Linked DNA regions of Homo sapiens: region 1 is linked to region 2. A link is an interaction called in ENCODE POLR2A ChIA-PET data of the cell type or tissue named here. Cell type or tissue: MCF 10A. All regions are shown on one strand.

Region 1 (5,000 bases), 330 kb before region 2:
ACTGCTCCATGTGGTTGTGGGGATTGGGCTTCATGTCTTGATTAGTTCAGGGGCTGTAGAAGGGCTGCTCTTCCACCTGGCTCCTAAAAGGTCCTTTGTCCCCCACTACTTCCTGCTATCTCCATCCCCAGCCCAGACATACTCTGTTGGGGCAGGTGGGGTGGGGCAGGGTCCCTGTATACCATTTGGGGCCTGGCCACCCAAGAGCACTGTCCTCTCACCCAAGAGGCAGGAGCAGAGTCCAGCTGGGGACAAAGAGAAGGGGAGCTCCAGGGATGGCAGCAGCTGGATCATCTTTGACCAGGAACCCATCTTGTTCGAGATGCAGACAAATACAGGCCACTGAGATGACATTTTGCAGTTCCTCTCCTTGTGTTGCTGTCAGCTTTCTCCCTGCCCTGTCCCTTCAACTCCCACCCCTGTAGGGGGATGCAGCTGTCTGCTCTGGGTCCCTTGCTGCTCCACCGCAGGAGTTCCCAGCACAGGAGTTCCCAAACATATCCTGCTAGCTTGTTTCCAGGACCCTTTCACTGCCCCTGTGGCAGTCTTCTCATAGAAGCACCATGCCTCTAGACAAGTACAAATCTAATTGTGAAAGCCTGTTCCCCATTCATTTTCATTGCTGCTTTGATTTATTTTATTAGCAAACTTCTTTTGTGTGATGACAGGCTTCATTACAGTGCCTATAAAAGACAATTACCCGCTCTTATCTCCTAAACTGAGGGGGAAAGAAACGAGTGGTGATGTGCATTGGGAAAACACAATGGGACCCAGAAAGAAGGGCGCAGTGGAAGGGATTGTCCATGGAGGGGAACCCGAGAGGGCAGGGGCTGGGGCAGAGCTTCTCTCTGTTGAGGAAATGGCTGCCTGGAAGCTAGCCAGGAATGGCACGGCACCCGACCTGCCCAGAGATAAGGAAAAGACTGGCAGCTGGCCACGGCTTTTGCCGTTGGCATCTCAGCTGAGGACCCCTATGAAGTTCAAACCCTAATCAGTTGCATTTGGGGGAAAGACTATACTAATAATTGCCACCAATCATTCAGCATTCACTGTGTGCTTAGGAGGCACATAGGGTAGCAGTTAGGAGCTTGGTTCTGGAATTAGAATTGAGGTCCCACACAGGCTGTTAAGCAAGTTTTATAAGTCTGAAAGCCTCAGTTTCCTCCTCTGCAAAATGGGAAAAATTACTGTGCCTACCTCCTTAGGGTTGTGGTGAGGCTAAAATGAGGTAATGTAGAAGCTCAGAGGACACCGTGAGCTATCCATATGGTGTCCTGTGGGCACGTGGCCCATCGCTACTGGTGGAGGGCGTTGCATGAATGCTACACAATTCCCGGCTGAAAAGAAACTCATATTATTTTGAATGTATTAGTTTGTTTTCAACAAGATATTGTTTCAAGAAGTATCACCACCATGAAAGGACAACCTCAGTCATGCTGGTTTTGGATGTTTACTGGATGCAGCTGGTAAAAAAAAAAAAAAAAGTAGAAAAGAACAACTTTAGTTTTAAATTTACTTCTAAATTTAAGCTGTATTTTTTTTTTTTTTGAGACGGAGTCTTGCTCTGTTGCCCAGGATGGAGTACAATGGCACAATCTCGGTTCACTGCAACCTCCGGCTCCCAGGTTCAAGTGATTCTCCTGCCTCAGCCTCCCGAGTAGCTGGGATTACAGGTGCCCACCACCATGCCCAGCTGATTTTTGTATTTTTAGTAGAGACAGGTTTTCCCCATGTTGGTCAGGCTGGTCTCGAACTCCTGACCTCTAGTGATCCACCCTCCTTGGCCTCCCCAAATGCTGGAATTACAGGTGTGAGCCACCGCGCCCAGCCTAGTATTTTTATATGATACAGTTTTAAGCATATGTGCATCTAAATTAATAAATTAAACATAGGACTATCTCAACAATATCCTTAAGTGTTTATAGTTAGTTACTTCCCCAACAAGGGCGAGATGGTTACTTTACATTAGGTTTTGACTCAGATTTGGAAATACAGCAATCTCACAGCAACCCAGCGAGGGAGGCATGATCACACCCTTTACACATGAGGAAACCGAGGTTTAATTAACACTTTCCCCAGGGTTGCCCAGTGCATAAATGGCAGAACCCAAAATGGAACCTGGGGTTGGGTCAGAACTAGGCAGATCTGAGAGTTCCACAGAGACTGTGTTTTCCTAAGGTCTGGACCCACCCTATCATGGTCTTCCTCAAAGATCCCTAACAGCACTTGTATTGTCTGCAGAACAAAGGGGTCACCCTTGGCTTGCAATCAGGCCCTCTGCCACCTGCTCCCACCTATCACCTCCTACCCTCTCCATACCCGCTGGACTCCCTATGTGGATGCTGCTGACAACTGGCCGCAATGCATTCACTTTTCTGCCCTGGGGGCTTGTGAATTTTTCTTTCTGTGACTGTTGAAACCCCAAACAAACATTAATTACCTAATTCATTCATTCATTCATTCATTCATTCATACATGATCTGGTCATTGGTCAGGTTTGTTCTAAAAACCATGCTGGAAAAAATGGAACAGAAACGAACTGCCAAGGGTGGACCAAAGATACAGAGCCTTGAAAGCCGGGTGAAGGTATTGGAACTTGTTGGCCAACCTGCCAACCAACCTGCCCATTTACTCTGTCCTTCCACACCCACGCCTGAGCATCCTCTCTGCACAACCTCCCACCTATTCATTACAGCTGCGATTTTCAACCTTGGGCCTCATCGGAAGCACCTGCAGGGCATGTTGAAACACAGCTGGCTGGGCTCCACGGCAGCCTCTGACTCAGCAGCCTGGGGTGGAGCCTGGTAATTTGCATTTCTAATAAGTTCCCCGGTGATGCTAATGCTGCTCGTCCAGGGTTCACACCTTGGGAGCCACCGCGTACTGGAATGGTGACAGCGTCTCAGGTGACTGTGCCTGCCAGTTCACACTATATTTCCTAACAGCCCTGTGAATTTGGGATGATTGGTGCCCCTCTGTAGATGGCGAAATAAAAGTTCAGGAGAAAGGGCAGATGAGTCCAAGATCTCACAGAGAGTTTGTTCCAGAACAGGGCCTAGAGCCAAGGCCTTTTGACCTGTCTTGCCAGCCTCTTTCCACTCTTGTCTTCCTGCAACCACAGCCCGATCACAATAACCACAACCATGCTGACATTAACAGCTATCATTTAGCGAACATTTATTATGTTCCAGGCACTGAGCTAAGCTTTTAATATATTTTGGCTCATATCATGCTCACGACTGCACTATGAAGTAAAGATTATTCCATCCCCTAAATAATATAAAGAGGAGAGGTTAAGTCACTTTCCCAAAGTCACACAGCAGCTAGCTCATTGAATTTGCACTAGAACCCAGGCAGTTTGATGCTGAAGCCCATCTGTGTAATACTGTGCTGTTCTGCCTCCTTACCTGAGGGTTATGATCAGAACAGCTGCCACTTATTGAGTGCCTCCTCTTTGGTTAGCTCTAGGCCAAATATACATATCATCCCATTTAGTTCTTACAACAAACTTTTGAAGAAGTTATTTTATTACCACTTTTAGGGATGAAAGAGCCAAGGCACCATGAGGTAGGTGTGTGCTGGTTAGGGAGTAACATACACACAGGCGACCCTCGGGCCTTTGAGCCGTCTCCTTGGAGGAGTGGTGGGAGAAGCAGGCTCCACAGGCAGGGACACTCATGGAATTTCAAATGACTTGCCGAGAGTCATGAGCAGAATGCCTTCCCTGTTTCTAGCAGACGGCTCTTGCAAAGGCTGGGCATATGTGGCCCCAGGACGAAAATGCTGCATGTATCAGAGCATATTTCCATCATCCTTGGATAACACAGGGAAAGGAAGAAATGAGGACCAGGTTCCTGGCAGCCATGCTGCAGCTGTCCGAGGCAGAGGGTGCTGGTAGGGGCAGGGAAAAGGATGGGGAAATGTATTGCCATATAGTTGCCTGATGGTGGCCCTGGATATCCTTCTGGTGCTTGGGCTGGCCTTTGGCAATCATTTCTCCCTCCTGTGTGGCAACTTAACCCCTCTCAGGGCTGGTCCTGACCTCTGGGCCCTTCCTGGAACACGGGCCTCTCTTTAGACTGGATACACCTTTTCTCTACTCCTACCACCAGGCGGAATGAGATGAGCACTGGGCTTGGAGCCAGGGCATCTGGGATTTAGCCTTGGCACTGCCACCTTCCGGTGGAGGGACCCTGCCCAGTCACCTAACCGCTCTGGGCCAGGTTGCAATATCACCCTTGCTCAGCTTCTGGGTGTGTCCTGCCTTCTTTTCACACGTCCTGTTTCACTTAGTCTTCTTGATAACACTGAGTTTTATGGGAAAAAAAAAATCAGAGTTTTTTTTTTTTTTTTTTTAAGTCTGTTCACGTAGCCTGGGACTGGGCTAGCCTTTCAGTAACCATATCAGTATCACACAAAGCGAACCCCAGTCTCCTCTGAGTCTTCATTCCTCTACCCAGAGAATGGGTTTTCCTCTCAGAACAAGCTCAAAGACCTTCCTGACTTCTGCAGGGGAGGGTGTCCTCCCTCTCGTCCCCTCACATGGCTTTCTATCACTCCCTTGCTCCTGCAAGCCTGCCTCATGGAACCCTCAGACCAATCTCCATTTTGCCAAGGACGGTGGGGCCCACCTCTGCCTCTTGGAGCAGACCCTGCAGAGTTGCTCTTGGCGGCCTCAGGCCTTCCCTGGGAGTCTCTGCACTGCTGACTTGTGCAGAATCTCATCTCAGAGCTTGCAAATGGCCCCAACAATGTGCTGGAATGTATATGGATGGGGGTGGGCTGGAAGTGCTGAGAACCCAACATTTTCTTATTTTTTTTTTCTTTCCTTTGAGACAAGTTCTCACTCTATCACCCAGGCTGGAGTGCAGTGTCATGAACATGGCTTATTGCAGCCTTGACCTCCAGGCTAAAGGAATCCTCCTCCTACCTTAGCCTTCCAAGTAGCTGGGACTACAGGCACGCAGCACACCACCATGCCCAGCTAATTAAAAGAACTT
Region 2 (5,000 bases):
CTGTCTCTACTAAAATACAAAAAAAACCCCAAAAAACAAAAACAAAAACAAAACATTAGCTGGGCGTGGTGGTGCCTGCCCGTAACCCCAGCTACTTGGGAGGCTGAGGCAGGAGAATCACTTGAACCCGGGAGGCGGAGGTTGCAATGAGCTGAGATCGCACCATTGTACTCCAGCCTAGTGACAGAGCAAGAGTCCATCTAAAAAAAAAAAAAAAAAGAAAGAAAATAAATGAACTTCTTTCTCCATTAGCTTGTCATTGCCATTTTCAAATGGCTTGCCCATAAATTCCAATATTTTTCTCAAAAAAAAGTGGTAAACTCTTCAGTCTTTTATTTTCTTACCTACTTCCTTTGTGTTCCAGAAAGCAAGTAGTATATTACCTTCATCTTCATCAAGTAAAGAGGTACATTGAGGCCTAGATGCTAAGTGATTTCCTTAATTTCACATAATTTATCAGTATTGACCCATCCACTACATCTGATGATGCAACAAATATTTAGTGATTGCCACCTTGGTGCCAGGCTCTGTTTTAGCTGCAGGGAATATAAGATAGGTAATGTCTCTATTTTAATGGAGCTCATGTTTTAGATGGGAGAAATAGAGAATAAACAAGAAAATAAATAAAAAAATTAATATCAAATAGTGACAAATACTATGATGAAAATAAAAGAAAAATGAAAAAGAGGGTATTAAACCCTCATCCTAACCCCAACCTAGGAACACCTACTTTAGTATGGTCAGGGAGGCGTCTAATGGTGATAACTAAGCTGAAATCTGAATTCTGAATGCTCATAAACCAGTCAAGGGAACATCTGGGGTAGATCATTCTAGGCAGAGGGGCAGCATGAAAAAGGTGGTTTTTTTTTTTGTTTTTTTGTTTTTTTTTGAGATGGAGTCTTGCTGTCTCCAGGCTGGAGTGCAGTGGCGCCATCTCAGCTCACTGCAACCTCCGCCTCCCGGGTTCAGGCAATTCTCCTGCCTCAGCCTCCTGAGTAGCTGGGACTACAGGTGCGTGCCACCACGCCCAGCTAATTTTTGTATTTTTAGTAGAGACGGGGTTTCACCCTGTCATGTTTCACAACCGTTTCATGTTGGCCAGGATGGTCTAGATCTCTTGACCTCGTGATCCTCCCGCCTTGGCCTCCCAAAGTGCTGGGATTTCAGGCGTAAGCCACTGTGCCCAGCCCTGAAAAAGGTTTTAAGGTGGGAGCAGACTTGGTGTGTGTGTTAGAGGAACAGCAAGGAGGCCAGGGTGGCTGGGATATAATGGGTGAGGTGGAGAGTGGTGGGCAATGAGTTTGGACCCATAGGAGAGAACCAGTTCATATTAGCATCCTGTAGGCCATGGCAAGGAGGATGGATTTTCTTCTGAATTTTTTTTCAGTGAGGATAAATACTGTGGCGTATAGGCAGAGGGTGACATGACATAATTTATTACTTTCACAATTCATTCCAGTGGCAGTGTAGGGAATGGATGACCTGGGGACAAAAGTGGAAGCAGGAAGCTCAGTAAGGACCATCAAATAGTACATGTGAGAGATGGCAGGGTCTTGGGCTAGGATGGTATCAGTGGAGGTAGGGAGCAGTGGATGGATTGCATATGTTTTTTGAAGTGAGACAGTAGGACTTGTCGACATAACAGATGTGGAGAGTAAAGCAAATAGAGTCAAAGATGATGCTTTTGCTTGAGCATATGAGATGATGGTGTCATTTACTGAGAGAAGACGGCAGGGGTGAAACTGGTGTATTTTTTATTATAAGGGAAAGGAATAAGGAATTCTATATTTGATATATTAATTTTGAGATGCCATGAGAGATGTCTGGCCAAGTGGAGATGTCAAGTAGGAAGGGATTAGATCTACAAGTCTGAAAGGCTACATTTGGAGCTGCAATATACCTTTGGGAGTCATCAGTGTGAGGATGGCATTTAAAACTTTGGAATTAGGTAATGCCACCAAGGAAGAATGCTATGGAGAAGTGGTGGCCATACCTCCCAAGCCTTCATTCTTAATTCTCACATCAACTGATGGACATAGTCATAGACCACAGAACAAGTTCACTCCTTCCGTTCCATTAAATGCAGCAAACATTGTCTTTTCTATATGAAAGGTGCCCTAAGATACAGAATCTACAAAAATAGATGACTAATATATGATGCCATCTTGTCAAGTTGCTAAAAAATTGTTAAGGAGAAGACAATTCTAATGGAAAATGTAGAATACGTTAAGGTATTTGCAAGGGACTGGGGAGGATCTTCAAAAGATAAATTTGGTAAGATAGGATGAGAACAGATCTTGGAGGGCCAAAGAATTATATTTTTCCTGCTTAGAGAACAGGGCAACATTGAAGATTTCTGATTTCCATGATCAGATTAACACCTTTCCTTCTGCATCCATGACTAATTCATCCTTCCATGTCTAGCTCAAATCTCACCTAGTCCACAAAGCATTGCCCATTCTCTGCTCACATACTCTTTTCATCTTTAAGTCCTCTTGCATTTATTTTCCAGCACTAATCCATTTAGCACTTGATACACTGACTCTTTCAGATGGTTTATGACAGGAACATCTTATTTTCTCAACTGGTCTGTAAATTCATTCTAGGCAGGATCTGACTTAAATCCATAGATCGGGCTCATGGCTAGGAACATAAGCCCTCAAATAATCCCTGTTGCGTTAAGTATCACCTCTTCAGGGAATTCTTCTTTGACCTAGATGAGGCTCTTTTGTTCTAGGCGCCTATAGAATCGTTTCCTTTAGCACACTGCTCAGTTTTAAACTATACACTCCATGTCACTATGTGAATTGGATCTGCTTTCCCATAGGATGTAAGTCCCCAAAGAGCAGAGACCATGTTTAGTTGTGCTTGCAGTTAGTGTTCCCAGTTTGGGTGCAACAAACAACTGCTAAAAATTAAATGAATACATGTGAGCTTAGGTGTTCAAAGGACGAAGGGGCTTTAGAACAGTGGCCTCAGGAATGGTCCAATTGTGTGCTTACAGCTTCTGAAAGAAGACTGAAATCCACAATGAAAAACTGCTACATGAGCGGGAGTGTCTTCTGATGAACTCCCTTCTGCTTACGGACAAACTACTTCCCAGAGGGTGGCTCTTCTATCTGAATGAGGCCCCTTAAAGGCTGATTTATCATCACTTAGGACACTCGAGTCCTCCCTATGGCATAGCTGAGTTGGAGGCAAAGCAGAGTGTTCCCAACTGTCAGGAAGAATAAGCATGCTGGCAGCAGCCTTGGATCCTCTAGGCAGATGGAGTGACATATGTGTATTTACATATATATATTTCCTAATCAATAGGTTCCAGCAAAAACATGAAAACTCAAGAGAATGATTGGAATTTAAGGGACTCTGAAGGAGTTTAATTCCTTAAAGAAAATTAGGGCCAGGTGCAGTAGCTCATACCTATAATCCCAGCACTTTGGGAGGCAGAGGTGGGCGGATCACTGGAGGTCTGGAGTTCAAGACCAGCCTGGCCGACACGTTGAAACCCTGTCTCTGCTAAAAATACAAAAATTAGCTGGGTGTGATGGTATGCACCTGTAGTCCCAGCTACAGGCAGGAGAATTGCTTGAACTGGGGAGGTGGAGGTTGCAGAGAGCTGAGATCGCACCATTGCACTCCAGTCTGGGCGACAGAGTGAGACTCCATCTCAAAAAAAGAAAAAGAAAAAAAAAAAAAAAAAAAGAAGAAGAAGAAAAAGGGAATCAGCGCAAATTTTTTTTTTCTTTTTTCTTTTTTTTTTTTTTTAGCTGCAGATGACTTTAGGAATAAAAACTAAGAGTACTCTTTGAATGATCAAACTTTCCCCACCAAATATGTAAATCTTCTGTTCCAAATTAGGTACTTCTAGCATTTCTTCTAAGAAATGTATTTCTGGGGCCAGCCAAAAGGAGCTTTGAAATCTTCTTACCATATTTTTGCCCCCCTGCCTGCTTCTGTGACTGTCTCCCTTCACTAGACACACTGGCCTACTTCTTCTGTTCCTCCAAAAGGCCGACCTTGCCATTGCTCTTTCCTCTGCCTGGAGTACCCCTCCTAACTTTTGAATGTCTGGGTCCTCATAATTTGGGTCTCAGCACAATGCCCTTTTCGAAGGGGGTTTTCTGACCCCAGTGAATAGATATACACTGCCAGTCACTCTGTCACTGTGGAGTCCCTGGCTCATGGAAGAACACTTGGCACATAGCAGGTGTCAGCAAATACCTGTTCATGAATAAATAGGTTAAGAAAAGCCAACTATGCCCCAGCAGAATCTGATAACCTGTCTGCGGTTTGAGCTACGTGTACTGGAGACAACAGAAATGATGACTTGAAGATTTAGCCTAGCACTTACTGCTTCTGATTCTTGTTTTGTTCATGTATGTGATCATCTTCAAGGAACATGGTTTGCAATTTTATCCACCACAGAACCACGTTTTGCTCCTGTCATTCATGTGAAGCTGACCTTGTCACACACTGCTTGTTACCCACAACCTCCATTTTTCCTCCTTTCTTAATTACAGAAGCCCAAACTTTGGGACAATGTGTCCAGTTAAAAATAAACACGCTCCTCTCCGCAAGCTTTCTTAGTTACAGCAGGTAGCCATGTCTCCTAGTTCTGGCCGCTGCATAGCAGAAGTTGGTTGAGGCTTCGGGAAAGCTATCACTTTCTCGATAAAAAGGTACAAACTCAGCTGCTGTGTCCTTTGTCCTTTGACCTTCTACCCTTCTCCCTGTCTGGAATGCAGACACGATACTGGAGGTAAAACAGTCGTCCTATGTAGCAGGTGCTGTCAGTGCTCTGCCCATTATTCGTTGACAGTCACCATTCTATTTACCACAGGCTTCCTGTTGAAAACTCCTTTTCTCTACCCGAGGCCTTTTGCTAGCTACAGAATCATGCTGAGCCTGTAGAATGCAGTCTGAAAGTGGGGGTTAGTGACCCTGGGAGCAGCCTTTAACTAATGACAGATGGTAGTTGGTGGATAAATATCCCAGCTCTT

The links. Peaks named below come from ENCODE experiments on the same cell type or tissue, not always from the same donor. Only the 100,000 strongest peaks of a DNase experiment are listed, where the experiment ranks them.
Region 1: POLR2A ChIA-PET joins it to region 2 with 5 read pairs; 13 of 35 experiments call an interaction of 5 or more read pairs at or near these places.

Annotation. Positions count from the first base shown.
Region 1 is chr5:154,393,675-154,398,674 of GRCh38, reverse strand. The region is part of intron 7 of GALNT10 (polypeptide N-acetylgalactosaminyltransferase 10); the gene reads right to left. The region is part of intron 2 of SAP30L-AS1 (SAP30L and GALNT10 antisense RNA 1); the gene reads left to right. Among named protein-coding and RNA genes, the nearest start is that of MIR1294, 49 kb to the right of the region's middle. RefSeq lists an enhancer at 2,248-2,968. In MCF 10A, a CTCF peak has its summit at 4,147 (motif pointing left); DNase peaks (open chromatin) are centred at 2,744, 3,034 and 4,124.
Region 2 is chr5:154,059,054-154,064,053 of GRCh38, reverse strand. No RefSeq gene overlaps it. Among named protein-coding and RNA genes, the nearest start is that of MFAP3, 23 kb to the right of the region's middle. In MCF 10A, no CTCF peak of the experiment used is centred here; no DNase peak of the experiment used is centred here.